Linked DNA regions of Mus musculus: region 2 is linked to region 1. A link is a loop called in an ENCODE intact Hi-C map of the cell type or tissue named here. Cell type or tissue: gastrocnemius. All regions are shown on one strand. Region 1 has its middle 27 kb from the start of Gm24454. Region 2 has its middle 6.3 kb from the start of 9130204K15Rik.

Region 1 (8,000 bases):
ACTTTGTAAAGAGCTGCAGTGTAAATGTCTTAGACTTCGTTGCACTCCCAGGGCCGGATTGTTAACTAAATTTTTTTTTTTTCCAAAATTGTGCTATGCTTAAATATGAGCTAATAATGTCAGATTCCAAGAAGTCTTGGCCCTGCACTAGTTACCAAAATAGGGATGATTAAAGTCTCATTCTTGCTTCACCCTGATCGTGTTCCCTGCCTGCAGTAAAACCTGAGGCACCCGTGCTAAGTTCTAGTTCCGGGGCAATCTGATGACATCCTTTTGGCCTCCATGGGCTCCCATATACACACAATACATACCTGTACATAAATACATAAAAACACATAAAGTGCATTTACATACATCCAAGGTAAAAAAAAAAAGTAGAATGCAAGAAGCCCTGTATTTGGAGACCCTGGGACAGGAGGCCTGCTAGAGATTATGGGATGTGTGCATACTAAAATCACAGGGATTGAGATACGGGTCTATGGTGGTCATGTCTTCCCTTAACTGGGACACCCATCTTGGGTGGCTTGAAGGTGACAGCTATTCCAGTGACCTAGGCTTAGATCAGCTCCAGAGGCAAGAGTTTCTGGGTTCCTTTCTGAGCCTGGGTGGTAAAAGCCTCCCGAGTCTCATGCTTCTGCAGGGGTCCTGGTCCCAAGGGAGACCATTGAGTTGCTCTTCTGCCCTTAGCTGTACTTCCAGGTTCCATGGAGCCTGGGATTTGGGCTCTGTGGAGGAGCCAGAGGTTAACCAGCCTTCGGACTTTTGAATAGGACAAGTGAGGGCTGAGGTTAACCAGCCCCTGTGCTTTCCAATAGGAGAGTGAGGGCTGCTCTTTGGGGACCTGGCTAAAGCAGGCTGCTGGCTTTGTCACCCGTCAGTAGTTTACAGAGTGCATCAGCCACTCTGAAGGACCTGGCCTCGTGGGTAGTAAGTCCTTGCTTGTTGCTCAAAATGCTGGATGCTTTCTTGGGTCTGTTTTGTGATCAGAGAATTCATAGACCTGAATAGCTTTAAGGTTTTATCACTGAGATTTTATATTGACTATTATTATTATTATTATTATTGTTATTATTATTATTATTATTATTATTATTATTATTATTATTATTATAAATGGGCTCTTACTATGTAGTTCTGCTTGTTCTTGAGCTCACTATGTAGATGAGGTTGACCTCGAACTCGAAGAGATCTGCCTGTGTCTGCCTCCTTAGGGCTGGGATTAAAGGCACCCAACATGAATTACACTTTAAGGATTGACATACTGGAGACCTGAGACTACCCTGGAAAAGACAAATTTAAGCTGTCTTGCTCCTGTGTATTTGGCATTGCTGAGCAGGGACTGGTGAGTTTGTGGGTGATTGCTAGCTATTTCTACTGATGGGAAAATGGGACATTTACTTAGTTTTCAAGGACTGTTGGCTGAGAAAGTAAGTGGCAAGTTAATTAAGGCAGCAATTTTATCTTCTTTAATTGGCATGAAATTCTACTTTCTACTTAATCTTTGAACACTTCTAATTATATAAAGCCAGTTGTTGTTGTTGTTGTTGTTGTTGTTGTTTTTAAACAGATTCTGTCTCCATAGCCCTGGCTGTCCTGGAGCTCACTATGTAGACCAGGCTGGCCTCGAACTCATCGAGATCCACCTATCTCAGCCTCCCAAGTTGCTGGAATTAAAGGCGTGCACCACCATATCCAGCTTGTTTTTAGTGAGGGGGAAAGGCTTATTTAGCATACAGAGTGGGCAGTGGCTAATTTACCTCACTTCAAAGCTGAGAATGACAGACTCCTCTAGGATCACATGGTAAGCTGTGAACAGAGACACACATTCACACACACACACACACACACACACACACACACACACACACACACCCCACATTAGTCTGGTAGCCTTATCAGCCCCTCACACCCTGGCAAGTCTGTGGTCCACCAGAATAAGCCACCTGTGCCTCCATGAAAAGCCAAGGGCTTCTTATCTGCCTTAGAAAAGATTTAGAGAATCATAGCAGTTGAATATTTAAATTGTTTTCCAAATGCCCATGAAGAATGTGCACAAGATCTCTCTGTCTCTCTCCCTGTCTGTGTGTGCACGTGTGTGTAGTTTAAACATGTATGTTGTTCAGTTTGGCTTATGCTGTCTGCACATCTTCTCTGCCTGCTTCAGGCACAGGGCTTTTCCTACCACAGAGGGAGCCATCATGGCCACCGGGTGCTAGCTATTAGAAAAGTCTGAAACGGAGAGGGGCAGAGGGAGGGAGGAGGTGCTGGAGGTGGAAACGGAGATTTTTGGGTTTTTAGTAGAAGTCTCAGCATTTTCAGAGTCTGAGATTATTTATCGAGGAGTGAAGAATTGTGGCTATGGGAAGGCTCTGGTCACCAGGGTGGGCTGGGGCAGAACCAGGTAAGCACGGGTGCCAGGCAGGCCTAACTGAGAAGGGACTCTTAAGGAGGAGGGGGCCAAGGAAGAGGACACTAAAGGACACCTTCTGCTGGGTTGCTGAGTGCAGTTGCGCAATAGTGTCGTGGGGTGGGGCTGGGGAGTCCCTGGGGTCACCCCAGCTGTGCCTTTGCCACTGTTGCTGTTGACTAGGGCAATGGTGACTGCTGCCTAGCTTCTGTCACAAGTGTGAACCAGGGCTGGGGAGAGAGAGGTGATAAAGGGACAGAAAAAGAGGAAACAGAAGGACAAGCCAGTGGGCCACTGGGGAGCAGAGGACTGTCAGGACCCAAGGAAAATAATCCTTGTTTTAGACAGGGTAGGATGTGGCTTTAGCCTGGCCTCAAGCCAGAGGTCCCCTGAGACTCGGAGATGGCCTCTACACCTCTACACCTGTTTCCTCTTCTTCTTTCTCTCTTCTTCTTCTTCTTCTTCTTCTTCTTCTTCTTCTTCTTCTTCTTCTTCTTCTTCTTCTTCTTCTTCACATTTTAAAAACCTGTATGAGTATTTGCCTGTGTGTATGCATGCACAGCACAAGTATGCTTGGTGCCTTTGAGGCCAGAAGAAGGTGTCAGAGCCCTTGGAACTGGAGTTAAAACACTATCTTTTATTTTTTTTAAAGATTTATTTATTTATTTTATGTATATGAGTATACTGTAGCTGTACAGATGGTTGTGAGCCTTCATGTGGTTGCTGGGAAGGAAGGTTGCCCACTCTGGTCGACCCCGCCCACTCTGGTCGACCCCGCTCACTCTGGTCTAAAGATTTATTCATTATTAAATCTAAGCACACTGTAGCTGTCTTCAGACACACCAGAAGAGGGCATCAGATCTCATTAAGGATGGTTGTGAGCCACCATGTGGTTGCTGGGACTTGAACTCAGAACCTTCAGAAGAGCAGTCAGTGCTCTTAACCGCTGAGCCATCTCTCCAGCCCTTAAACACTATCTTTAACCAAGAAGCTTCTCCAGGCATGTGCGAGGGAGTGAGTACCACGAATCATGGGTGGTGGTGGTGTGTACTCTACTGATGAGCTATGATACCTGTCCTGGCTATTTGCAATTTATATAGGTAATTTTGTATATAATTTTATTAATTTAATAAATTGTGTGTGTATGTATGTGTATTTGTGCGGGCGTGTGTGCACGAGTGTCTATCTGCCTGTCTGTCGGTGGAACATGCATGCAGGTCAGAGAACAATTCTCAGGAGTTCGTGATCTGGCCTGGGATCCAGGCAACTTATGGGAATCAGGATTAAACTCAAGTCATCAGGCCTGTGTGCAGGCACCTCAGCCTGTGAGCTGTCTCGATGGCCCATTTTGATACTTTAATACATCCTTGTTTCTGATTTATGGCTTTCTTGGGTGTTGGGAATCCTACAGAGTGTCTTTCTTCCTCCCATTTCTAATGAAGTTTGGTGTCACTTTAGAATGGTAGTCAGTCTCCAGGAAACCCTCCCTGGCAAGGGTGGTGTTCCCCCAAACTGCCTGTCGCCTGGGCCAACCAGGACCTTTCCTTTCTCAGAAGCAACTGGCTGGACTCAGCTTAGCCCTGCTGCAGGAAGAAATCTGAGCCTGCCTCTCTGGGAAGCAAACTCCCTGGCTAAGTAAACATCTTGGTCCTACACTGCCCTTGATTCTTCAAAGTTTGCATTCTTAGCTCCAGCTTTTACAGGATGGTTGGAATAGGGAGGAACAAAAAATGATCCTGGCCATCGTCCATTTGGATTCTGCCCTTATGCTAGAGCAGAAGCCCCATCCAAATTACAGTGATGGATTTGGAGGCACATGTGCTCAGTGTGCACTAATGTATGTAGGTAAGACAAGCCAAGAAGAGCCCCAGGGGCTGCAGGATTTAACGGAGCGGCTGGGCTGCCTCCCACTTTGTTGACTTAGCAAGTCTGGTTGCAAAGCCATGACCTTTGGAGATATTCGCCTCCCAGGTTCCAGCAGTTTCTATTAAGCTGTTTCTAAACGACTATCTGTTTTATATTGGTCAGGAGAACGGGATCTGCATTTCCGGTGGCCTTTGGGGCCACATCTCCCATAGGTTCTAAAGGAGCTATTTCCTTCTCCCCCGCAGGGCTGCCTCCCTGGTTCTTGCGTTCATGTCAGAGAGACACTGTCTCTGGAGGTGCTGTCCCAGGAGGTGCTCTCCCATTCTCGGAATGTTGTTCCGTGCTTCATTTTCCTTTCTTTACTTTTTCCCTGATGAGGTAGTTTTGATCTCTGAAGCAATCTGCTCTGATAACTTTTCATTAGCTGTTGAACAAACGTGGCAGATACAAGTGAGAGCCATATGTTTGGCAACGGCCCTTGAAATCCCTCTCAGCCGCTACCTGTGGCTTTATTCCCATCGTCCAGAAGGTGGCAGCAGAGGCACATTGACTCTGCAGTCTCCAGCTGGTTCAAGATGACTTTATTCATTGGCTTCATCCTTGTTGACAAACTTCTGTGAATTCTCAGCATCAATAGAAACCTAACTATGACAGGCTGTTTTTTGGGGGTGGGGTGGGGGGTGGAACCCAAGGCTCTGTGCGAGCCAAGCAAGCCCTCTGCCTACTGAGCTACATTCCCAGTCCCAGGAAGTAGCATTTATAGTTCCCACTTTATAGAAAGAGAAACTGAGGCTTGGGTGGTGAAGACAGCTGGCCAAAGTTTACAGACATAGGGTATAGCTCATGTCTGATTCTGAATTTGGTGTGTGTGTGTGTGTGTTTACTTTTCTAAAGTGGGGAGCATTTAGATTTGGCAAAACTCGAGGGTGAATTTTATTTCAGATAAAGCAAGGGAATCTGGTGTGGGTTTGCTATTAAGTTTGGTTGTTGCCTTTTGTTAGCCTAGACTTGCCTTGAGCTTGCTTGGAGCTGCTGCTCTTAATTAAGCTCCTCCATCAATTGCCCTTGAACACCTCTGTGTACTGTAGACACAGGGCGAATGAGGAGGAGACATGCCTGCTTTAACGGAACACAGAAAAATGCCACACACAATGCCATAGAGTTGTCCACGTGAACCAAGGAGTCTGTGGAGAAAGGTGGAGCTAGGAGGGTGGAAGGTCAAGGAGACCCCCTCCAGGGACCAGACAGCCTCTAAGCCGAGTCCTTGAGGACTTAGGCAAGCGGTGGTTGTGGGGCATCATCCAGGCCAGGGGAGCTATGTGTTTAAAGGCCCCTAAATGTGAGAAGCCTTGTGAATTGGAGGGGACACAGTGATGGGTGAAGCCAAGAAGCAGGAGATCTTGAAGTTACACTGACAGCTTGACTGTCTCTAGCAGGAATGTGACATGGGTGGGTGTACTGGCTAGTTTTGTGTCAACTTGACACAGCTGGAGTTATCACAGAGAAAGGAGCTTCAGTTGAGGAAATGCCTCCATGAGATCCAACTGTAAGGCATTTTCTCAATTAGTGATCAAGGGGGAAAGGCCCCTTGTGGGTGGGACCATCTCAGGGCTGGTAGTCTTGGTTCTATAAGAAAGCAGGCTGAGCAAGCCAGGTGAGGCAAGCCAGTAAAGAACATCCCTCCATGGCCTCTGCATCAGCTCCTGCTTCCTGACCTGCTTGAGTTCCAGTCCTGGCTTCCTTGGTGATGAACAGCAGTATGGAAGTGTAAGCCGAATAAACCCTTTCCTCCCCAACTTGTTTCTTGGTCATGATGTTTGTGCAGGAATAGAAACCCCGACTAAGACAAATTGGTACCAGTGGAGTGGGGTATTCCTGTGACAACCTGACCATGTTTTGGGGAGGACTGTGGAAGGACTTTGGAACTTTGGGCTTGAAGATCCATCCATTGTTAAGACCTCTGTCGGATGTTGTGTAGGAGCTTGGAAGATAATGTTGAGAACACTGCAGAAGTTGGAGCTCTGGTGTGTGAAATTTCAGAGGGAAAATTAAAGACTCTTTTCAGGGCCATTCCTGTTTTGATTGTGAAGATTCTGTAGTTCTGGTTAGCTGGGGCTGAAGAATCAGCTGTGATTAACAAGATACCAGAACTACTAAAGCAAAAACTTTGCATTACTGGGACTATTGATGCTGGTTAGCTGGAGCTAAGAAATTAGCGGTGATTAAGAAGAGACCAGCATCATTGAGGTGACATCTTCTGGGAAGTATTTTCTGAAAGCACAGTGGCTGTGTTCCAGATATAGCCAAAGTTGTACCTTGTGCTGTGGCTGGACTTGGTAATGTGTAAGGGTCACCCAGGTGGTACTGGTTTTGAAGGCATGAAGGAGTTGAGCAGAGCAGCTGAGGCTTGGCACTGTGAGAGGCCATGGAAGGCCATTGGTGAAAGTGCAGCCTCAGTTGCAATTGATGGCCCAGGACTGAAGGGGTCATGCAGTGTTTTGGAGATGCCAGTACCATGAGATGACCACCAAGAGCAGCAGCAGCAGTGGAGTACAGGCATCTGGAGCCTAGAGGATGACTCGTGTGCTACAAAGGGCCTGGCTGGAGAAGTGACCCAAGCCCTTGGAGGAGCCCAGAAGATCGTGAGTTGGATCCCAGACATTGGACAGTTGGAGATTGACTTTTGCTTTTGATTGTGACTGTGCCCTGATATTTTCCCTCTTGAAGGAAGAAACTGTTTTAGTGGAGCCCACAGTTAAGAGACTTTTAATTGTAAAAAGACTTTGGATTTTAAAAGAGATGGATATTTTAAAGAGATTGAAATTTTAAGCATATGTAAAGACTGTGGGACTTTTAAAGTTATTTAGAATGGGGATGAATAAGATTGTAAGGGTTGAGGCTTACTAGTGATGTTTTTGTGTGTCAAGTTGACAAGGGGTCAATTGTACTGGCTAGTTTTGTGTCAACTTGACACAGCTGGAGTTATCACAGAGAAAGGAGCTTCAGTTGAGGAAATGCCTCCATGAGATCCAACTGTAAGGCATTTTCTCAATTAGTGATCAAGGGGGAAAGGCCCCTTGTGGGTGGGACCATCTCAGGGCTGGTAGTCTTGGTTCTATAAGAAAGCAGGCTGAGCAAGCCAGGTGAGGCAAGCCAGTAAAGAACATCCCTCCATGGCCTCTGCATCAGCTCCTGCTTCCTGACCTGCTTGAGTTCCAGTCCTGGCTTCCTTGGTGATGAACAGCAGTATGGAAGTGTAAGCCGAATAAACCCTTTCCTCCCCAACTTGTTTCTTGGTCATGATGTTTGTGCAGGAATAGAAACCCCGACTAAGACAGTGGGTTTCCCTCTCGGGAGATTCTGGGGAAGAAACTAAGGCTGGGGACCATAGTGAGAGAGATGACGACCTCAGTGAAGGTAACGGTTATAGCAGAAGCAGGTTGGAGCTATTTCTAGAAGGAGGAATGGCAGGTGTGGGGACAGGCTGCCTATGTGAGGCGGTCAGGCTGCGGTACCAGGTAAATGATCTTCTCATTTGTAAGAGCATGTCACAGCCCCATTTCAGGAAGGTGGCACTACACCAGGGTGCTCGCAGAGCTTGGTGGCTCCCCAGGACTGTGCAGCCCTGTCCTTGGAGCTCGTGAAGGTCATGTCTCTGGCCACCCACGGCCTTCCTTTCCCTCAAGCTCTCTTCTCTCAGCAGATACTCACAGAGGGTGTTTCTCTT
Region 2 (8,000 bases), 120 kb after region 1:
GCTGGCAGGGTTTGACTGATGAAGGCTGATGAGTCCCGCTGGGGACAGTAGTGAGCTCTCTGAGTACTGTGGGGCTGGAGTCTAGGGGCTCAGCCTTCCCATTCCATTCTTTAAGAGAGGAGGAGGAGGAAGAAGTGGAATTCATCCCTTCACCTGAGAGTCTTGAAAGCAGGTTCAAGAACTGGATTCTGCACTTGCTGTGTGACTTTCAGTAACTTGTTCCACCCCTCTGGTCCCCTCCCCGCCCCGCCCCCATTCTCTCATATTCTCATCCGTAAAGTAGAATCCCAGCATGGCTGTAGTTCATAAATGGGATCCTGTGTAAAAGGACTTGGAGGCGCGCCTTCCACACAGCTGAAGCCTAGGAAATGGGGCATGGCTTCAAAGCAGCAGGGACTCCAGGGTCCTCGGTTCTATGCTTAGTGCCCGGTTCACTCATTTCCTCACGCCTCTCTGGTCTCACGTTTGGAATTTGGCATCCATTGGTCAAAAGTCATAGTCTGTATTTGGCTGAACTAATTTTATCCCAGATTACTGCTGACAGAGTCAACATCTCTCCCTCCTCCATGCCCGGGGTCCTGCGAGGGGTACGTTCTCCAGGCGGCCTGCTCTCTTAGCTTGGTTGCCTTGGCCTCCCTCCCCACGCTGGTGCCCAGAATGTAATAACAAATCCCCATCTCCAGGCCAGCAGCCGGGTGCCCAGGAATTCAGGCCCAGCCTGGCTAGCGCTGTTCACCGGCACATCTGTTTCCAATCAGTATATAAAGCGCATTCTTTCTGCTAGCAGGCAGGCGTGCAGGCCCTGAGCCTGGGGACCAAGCTAATTGATTGCTAAATGATCTTGTCATTTCCAAAAGAGGTCTCTAGGCCTGCCCTTTGCCCTGCCTCTACTCCCCATGGGAAGACAGCCTTAAGAATTAACTCATCAGCTGCCTCTGGCTGCAGAGAATCTCTCAAACTTCTAGTGTGGGAAAGCCCCCGGAGCCTCAGAAAAGGTTGAAGACTGGTGGTTCCAAAAACAGTGGCTGCCACAGGCACCAGCTGCCTCATTCTCCCTGATTGCACTAGGCCCATACTATGGGAGAAAGAAACGAGAGTTCAGGAGTATTGCATGACTCCAGGTCACACAGAGTTGGTGGCAGAGATGCATTGGTCATAAGCCCGATTCCTGCTAGGTTGAAGTTTGGTCTTTAGCCTGGCCCATGAGCAGTGTCTGGTCAGTGGAAGCATCAAGGCTGTCAGTGAGGAAGCAGATAGCACAGGATGGCTTTCTAGACATGGGACACACAAGCCATCTGCGTGCGCTGCCATGCTGAGTGATGACCTGGAAGCTAACACTGTTCACATCAAAAGCTAAGGACTTCCAGCAGGCTTTCCTTCCTGACAGGAAGACCCTCATGTCCCAGCCTCTTTGCTCCAAGGGCCTGGGGTTCCCTGGTACTAGAGGGAAGATGTAGCTTCTGTGTTTCCTCATCTGTCTCCCCTAGTTGAAGTCAGGGGCTATTGTCTGTCTGTCTCCAGACTGTGCTCACAATGGAGTACTTACATGGAGGCAGAAGGACTGAGTGAGTGAGTGAGTGAATGAATGACTCATGCCAACTGGTTTCTGGACAGCTGAACAGTGAGAACAAGTTCCCTTTACAAAACCTCTGACCTTCTTGTGGCGGTTTGAATACGCTTGGCCCATGGGAAGTAGCATTGTTAGGAGGTGTGGCCTTGTTGGAGGAAGTGTGTCACTGTGTAGGCGGGCTTTGAGGTCTCCTCCAATGCTCCACCCAGTTCAGATGAGACCCGACCCCCTGCTCCCACTCCTGGCTGACTCAGTGAACAGTCCTCTTCTGCGGCCTGAGGATCAAGATGTAGAACCCTCAGCTCCTTCAGCACCACGCCTGCCTGGACACTGCCATGCTTCCTGCCGTGATAACAGACTGAACCTCTGAAACTGTAAGCCAGCCCCAGTTAAATGTTGCCCTCAGAAGAGTTGCATTGGTCATGGTGTCTCTTCATAGCAATAAAACCCTAACTAAGACATTTCGGTTGTTGTGACTGTCGCTGACAAATGAGAGCGGATTGGAGTGTCCACCCTGGCTGCCTGAGGGGTAAGCTGCAATCAAGGAAGCTTTTATGGTATACCTGCTGGATGGCCTATGTGGTAGCGCAACATTGGTTTGTTTTAATATTTATTTATTTTTAGTGTCTTTGCGTGTGCACATTACAAGCACATACATGTGAGTACAGATTCCTGTGGAAGCCAGGGATCTGGACTCCCCCTGGAGTTGCCTATAAAGCCCCAGCCTCTGAGATGAGTGAGGGACAGAGAGAGGAGAATATGACAATCAAGGCTAGTGTCTGCCCTGCATTGCCACTACCACTTACACTGTGACCTGAAGCAAGTCTCATGACCTGTCTGAGTCTCAGAAGCTTCCGTGATGCCCTGCATGCACAAGTCCTTAGGAGAATGGGGCAGAGTGACTCGGACCTGCAATCCCAGCACCTCTGAAAGGCTGCCACAAGTTCAGCTACACAGTGTATGTAAACCAGCCTGGGCTATGTAAGTGGCTTTGTGCCAGCCTGGGGTACAGTATGATGAAAAAAAAAAGAGTGCTTCAGAACTGTAGGATTCTTTAAAAGTATCATTACCTTTAAATGCCTATGTGTTAGACCCAGCTGAGAGTCCTGTTAATCCAAGGCCTGGTTCTTTGAGGTCTCTCTCTCTCTCTTTGTTCTTCATGGCTAAGCTGTACCTGCTTCAGTCTTCATCTTGTGTCTTGTTTGCCTTTCCCAATAATAGTGATGGTGGTGTAGCCACACCCACTTTAGGAATGCGCAACAGGAAGCTCCAAAAGGCTAGGTATCCTGTTGAAGGCTCCAGAGGCAGTGAGAATCAGGTCTGTCTCTGAGCCCTGTTCCAGCCACGTGTGCTTTGTTTTCAGGATGCATCTGCCTCCCAGGAGCTGGGCTGACAATCTCCAGCATTTGAGGACCATTGTACACAATAAATAGTGTCACTCAAGTTCATAACTATGACAACCTCTTTCCTAGAATTTGATTTACTTTGGGAGAGTGGAAAGTGGGCATCTGATGAAAGGAATTGGAAGGGAATAAGTCTTTATAGAGAGGTAGAGTTATTTGGTATCTTTGTGGGGTGAGCAATTTGCAGACTCTCCAAAAGCCCTGCTTATAAAATCATTCAAGGTTTGAGATTTTGCAAACCTGTGTCAAGTGACTTTATGTGAATAATCACCCTGCTCTGTATGTGTGTCTGTGGTGAGAGAGAGAGAGAGAGAGAGAGAGAGAGAGAGAGAGAGAGAGTCTCATGTAGCCCAGGCTGGCCTCAAAGTTGCTATGTAGCCTTGAACTTCTGATCCTCTTGCCTGTGTCTCCCAGGCGCTGGGATTACAGCTGTACACCAACCAAGCTAAGTTTTATGCAGGGCTGGGTGTTAAACCCCAAGACTTTCTGCAAGCAAGGCAAGCACTCCACCAGGTGGACCATATTCCCAGCTGCCCATGGATGATCTCATTCAATGCCGATCTCAGCCCTGTATGGCCAACATTACTTTTATCTACGAACTACAGGCATAGAAACCACGGGTCAGGATGAGCAGCTAGGGACTGGGGAAAGCAGAAGGCAACAGTCAAGGCCTCAGCCTGTTCAAGTATCACATCCCAGCAAGGGAGGACGGAGGGCCTCTAAGGCCATAGCCTCAGACTGGCTGAGCCTCATCCCTCTCTCTCCTTCTCCCTCCAGCTGGCCTTGCTCCCTCCTCTTGGAAGCTTCCTTCCCTTTCCACTCAGCTGGAGATGCTGGCAGAGTCCCAGTGGCCACATCCATGCCTGGTTTGTGCACTGCGGATTGTCAGTGTCTCTGTTCCTCATTGCAGCCCCAGGCAGAGAAGGCGGGAGCTCATTTTCACATGTCAAAGATTTATTTGGTGCTCTGATTTCTCCCCTTCTCTGCCTCTCACTGTTTATTGAAATCGTTCATAGGATACTGTTAAAGACTAAAACAAAAGTCAATAGAAAAATATTTATGGTCTGCGGCGGGCTTGCTGCGGCAAACGGATGCTTAAAGATGCAGCCTCAGGCTTGAGGGAGGCGGGGAGGAGGCCTCACTCCTTGGCTACCTCTGTGAGTTTTCATCTGCCTCCCCGGCACCCCATCCCATTATCCTTGTTGGTTTTGTGAGGCGATGCCTCTCCCTGGGGTGGTTTGGGGACAGGTCCCGAGGGTCCTTCTCTGACCTGGTCCTCCATGTGTTTACACGGCCCCACATGCCATGCGTGTTCTGCACTAGCTCGTCATTCTGCACGTGTCTGACCCTTCCCAGCATCCAAGTATCTAGATGCAAAGTTTGCCTCTGCTAGGCTATTTCTGTCGTGAGTTTCAAACAGAATCACACATGTGTCCCTAACAGCTGTCTCTCCCAAACTTCATGCCGCTGGCTTCTTAGAGGAACTGTATTTTATTATTGTTAGTTACTCTTAACTATTATGTGCCTCCAGTACATGTGTCAGGCCTAGTGGGGCTGGGGATGCTATAAGCAAGGTGAAGGCCCAAGCAGGTAACCAGCACTGGGAATTGAATTCCAAATGGACAAGAGAGGAGCCCTAAGTAAGCTCTGGGTGTCAGCTGGGGCTCGGATAATGCTCGGGCGCGGAGGAAGCCACACTTGGGAGGGTAGCACTGGGTTTGCCCTGGAAGGCTGGTCCCAGTGAGGTCATGGGAATAGGGGAGAGTGAGTAGCTGAGACAGAGGCACGGGCTCACCGGGGCATCCCAAGATGCAGCAGATGATCTGGTTGGTGGGAGTATGTCAGACAGCTTGGGCTATCAGAAGTCTTCCCAGTATGCAGAGAGTCAGAGAGAGGCACACATTGTTTTGTTGTTGTTGTTTGTTTGTTTGTTTGTTTGGACAGAGCTCACTGTACAGCTCAGTCTGGCCTCTAACTTGTGATCCTCCTGCCTCAGCCTCCCAAGTGCTAATTACGTGCTTGCCACCATGCCCAGCTCATGCACACATTTAAAAAGAAATTCAAATATAATAAATGCATTATTTACAGTCATTGTTTGATTCAAATTATGTTCATGAGCCTTATCTGTGTTATTGAATAGAATTGCTGGTGCTAATTTTTCTCATGTATAACATGTCATCTTTTAAGAACACTTAAGATTTTTAAAAATTATAATCTTATCATGAGTATATAGTTTTGTCTACATGTATGTATATATACCATGACATGCCTGGTGCCTATAGAGGCCACAAGAAAGTGTTGGACGCCCTGGAGTTGGAGTTATAGATGGTTGACTCCTTAGAATCAGACCCGGGTCCTCAGCCAGCGCAACAAGTGCTTATAACGATCCTCCCAGCTCTGCGTTCCATGATTTTCCTTGTTATTGAGACAGAGTCTCTCTATGTGGCCTTGGCTATCCTGGAACACTCTATGCAAACCTCTGTGTAAACTCTCTGTGCCTGCCTCTGCCTCCCAAGTGCTGGGATTAAAGGTGTGTGCCCTTATGCCCAGCTTCCATTTCTTTAAAATGTTTTTAGTTTTATTTGACATGTATATGAACACGCATGTGTACAGAGGCCAGAGGAGGACATCAAGTGACCTACTCTATCCCTCACTGCCTTGTTCCTTTGAGCAAGAGTCTCTCGTGGAACCTAGAGTAAGGCTGGTGGCCAGTAAATGCTAGTTGTCCTCAGCAACACCACTGATTAGTGCTGGGGTTACAGACCTGTGTGTGGCCATGCTGCCTCTTTATGTGGGCTCTGGGGACTCAAACTTCTGTCCTCCTGACTGCACAGCATGTGTTTTATCTCCCACCCCATGCTCCCAAAAATAAGACTCAGACTAAAATATATTTACAAATACCTTGGCCGTATAGCTAGGCTCTTCTCTGACTGAATCTAACTTAGAATATCCCATTGATTTTAGCCTACATTCTGCCACGTTGCTGGTTACCTGTGCTCAGATACCACGCATCCATCTTGTCACACCTTTCCAGTGAATCTCCTTGCACCTGGCTCTATCCTAGAATCCTTTCTCTGCCCCAGATGCCCTGCCTCTATTTCCTGTCTGAGCCACAGGCCTTGGGCTTTTTGATTGACAAGTGGTGCATCCATACAATACACGATATTCTCTCTACATAGTTGAACTCAATGTTCTGTTAATGCACTTTTATGTCTCCATGGATTATTTCTATACCTGGACATCTCGAGGACACTCTATATTACCTACCGAAAGCGTAGCCTCTGACATTTAAGCTCTTACTCTCCCTGAGATCGGTTACTGTTGTCTTGCTTTTACTTGGTTAGTTTTGGTGCTGGGGACTGAACCTAGAGCATGCTAAGCACGCGGTCTACCACTGAGTTCCTTTCCAGACCCTGGAATTGATCTGTCTAAGGCGTGAGGGAGGCAGGGTTCCAGCTGTCGCCTTCCTGCACAAAGGCTTGCCTGTCCCACCACTGTTTATCACAGAGCCTGCCCTTGCCCCCTGCCTTGGACCCGTCTCTGTCATATACCAGGTGTTCATTAAAGCATGATTACTTTTGGACCGCTGCTTCTTGGTTGCTCGCTGGTCAGGCCCTGAGAACACAGCACACTGCAGACTTATAGTAACTTTCTGTTTTGCCAACCGAATTCTCCAGCCTTCAGTCTATAAATCAAACTGAGGGAGCTGTTGAGTTTGCCAGCCCACAAACATGGTAGGTTTCTGTTTTGACTGGAATCTTTGTAAAAAAAAAAAAAATGGCTTTAATGAGGCATGATTGGCTTACAGCATATAGCACAGATTTGAAGCTTGCTATTCAGTGTTTTTTGACATATGCGTTTATCCATGAAACCAATACTCCGGTAAAGATGGCAGGCATAGCCAGTAGCGGGAATACCCCATTCCCATTTTAGTTAGCAGCCCCTCCCCAGGGCACGCATGCCAACTTCTCCATAGTGACACTGAGTTTATTTTCAGGTGTGTATTTCCATTCATTCTTCCTGGTGAAATGTCTGTTCAAACCTGTACAAACCTGTTCAAACCACTCCCACCTCCTCATCTCCCCCATGGTTTTGTTTTAGGACAAAGTGTCCCTATACACTATGTAGCATGCTGACCTCAAGCTTGTGGTCCTCCTGCCTCAGCTTCCAGAGTGCTGGCATTATAGGCATGGGCCACTCTGCCTAGCCTGTGTTTGCTGTTCATTCTTAACTGGTTTATTGTCTTACCCTAGAAGTTTGAGAACCCTTTATGTTCTCGGGGGTTGGGAAGAGGACTGCACCCACATACGCATCTCCCAGGATCCTGTGTGAAAGTCAGAGGAGCAGCCAACTCTCTCCTTCCACCATGGAGTTCAGCATACCCATTGCAGATAACTTCACTGAGGATGGTTGGTGCATGTAGGCTCCAGGAACTCAGGTAGTCAGACTCAGCAGCAAGTGCCTTTACCCACTGAGCCATCTCCCCAGCTCCCGTTTTAGTCCTTAAATGTCTCTCTATAGAGATTTAGAATTAGGCCACAAGACACTATTTTTTTTTTTTGTAAATGATATTTTAAAGAATACTTCTCTACATTTTTGGTCGCAGGATACACCAGGGTGAGTAGTCTTTAACATGTATGTTTTGCATCTAGTAATATTGTCCAACCTCACTTAAAGATTTTTTTTAAAGTTCCCTTGGTTTGGGGCAGGCATCTACATGTCATGCTGCATGTATGCAGGTCAGAGGATCTAAATAACTTTAAAAGTCCCACAGCCTTTACATATTCTTAAAATTTCAATCTCTTTACAATATCCATCTTTTTTAAAATCCAAAGTCTTTTTACAATTAAAAGTCTCTTAACTGTGGGCTCCACTAAAACAGTTTCTTCCTTCAAGAGGGAAAATATCAGGGCACAGTCACAATCAAAAGCAAAAGTCAATCTCCAACTGTCCAATGTCTGGGATCCAACTCACGACTTGCGGGAATTAGTTTCTTCTCCCACTACGCGGTTTCTGGATGGCCAACT

Evidence for each region. A loop is a pair of places that touch in the nucleus more often than their neighbours do. Peaks named below come from ENCODE experiments on the same cell type or tissue, not always from the same donor. Only the 100,000 strongest peaks of a DNase experiment are listed, where the experiment ranks them.
Region 2: a loop joins it to region 1, with 2.3 times the contacts of the local background. A loop is called at or near these places in 8 of 42 quality-filtered maps.

What each region holds. Positions count from the first base shown.
Region 1 is chr11:79,916,894-79,924,893 of GRCm38, reverse strand. No RefSeq gene overlaps it. Among named protein-coding and RNA genes, the nearest start is that of Gm24454, 27 kb to the right of the region's middle. In gastrocnemius, a CTCF peak has its summit at 4,796 (motif pointing right); DNase peaks (open chromatin) are centred at 4,000, 4,284 and 4,796; H3K4me3 peaks cover 649 bases; H3K27ac peaks cover 2,541 bases.
Region 2 is chr11:79,798,995-79,806,994 of GRCm38, reverse strand. No RefSeq gene overlaps it. Among named protein-coding and RNA genes, the nearest start is that of 9130204K15Rik, 6.3 kb to the right of the region's middle. In gastrocnemius, no CTCF peak of the experiment used is centred here; DNase peaks (open chromatin) are centred at 618, 3,793 and 4,199; H3K4me3 peaks cover 637 bases; H3K27ac peaks cover 3,919 bases.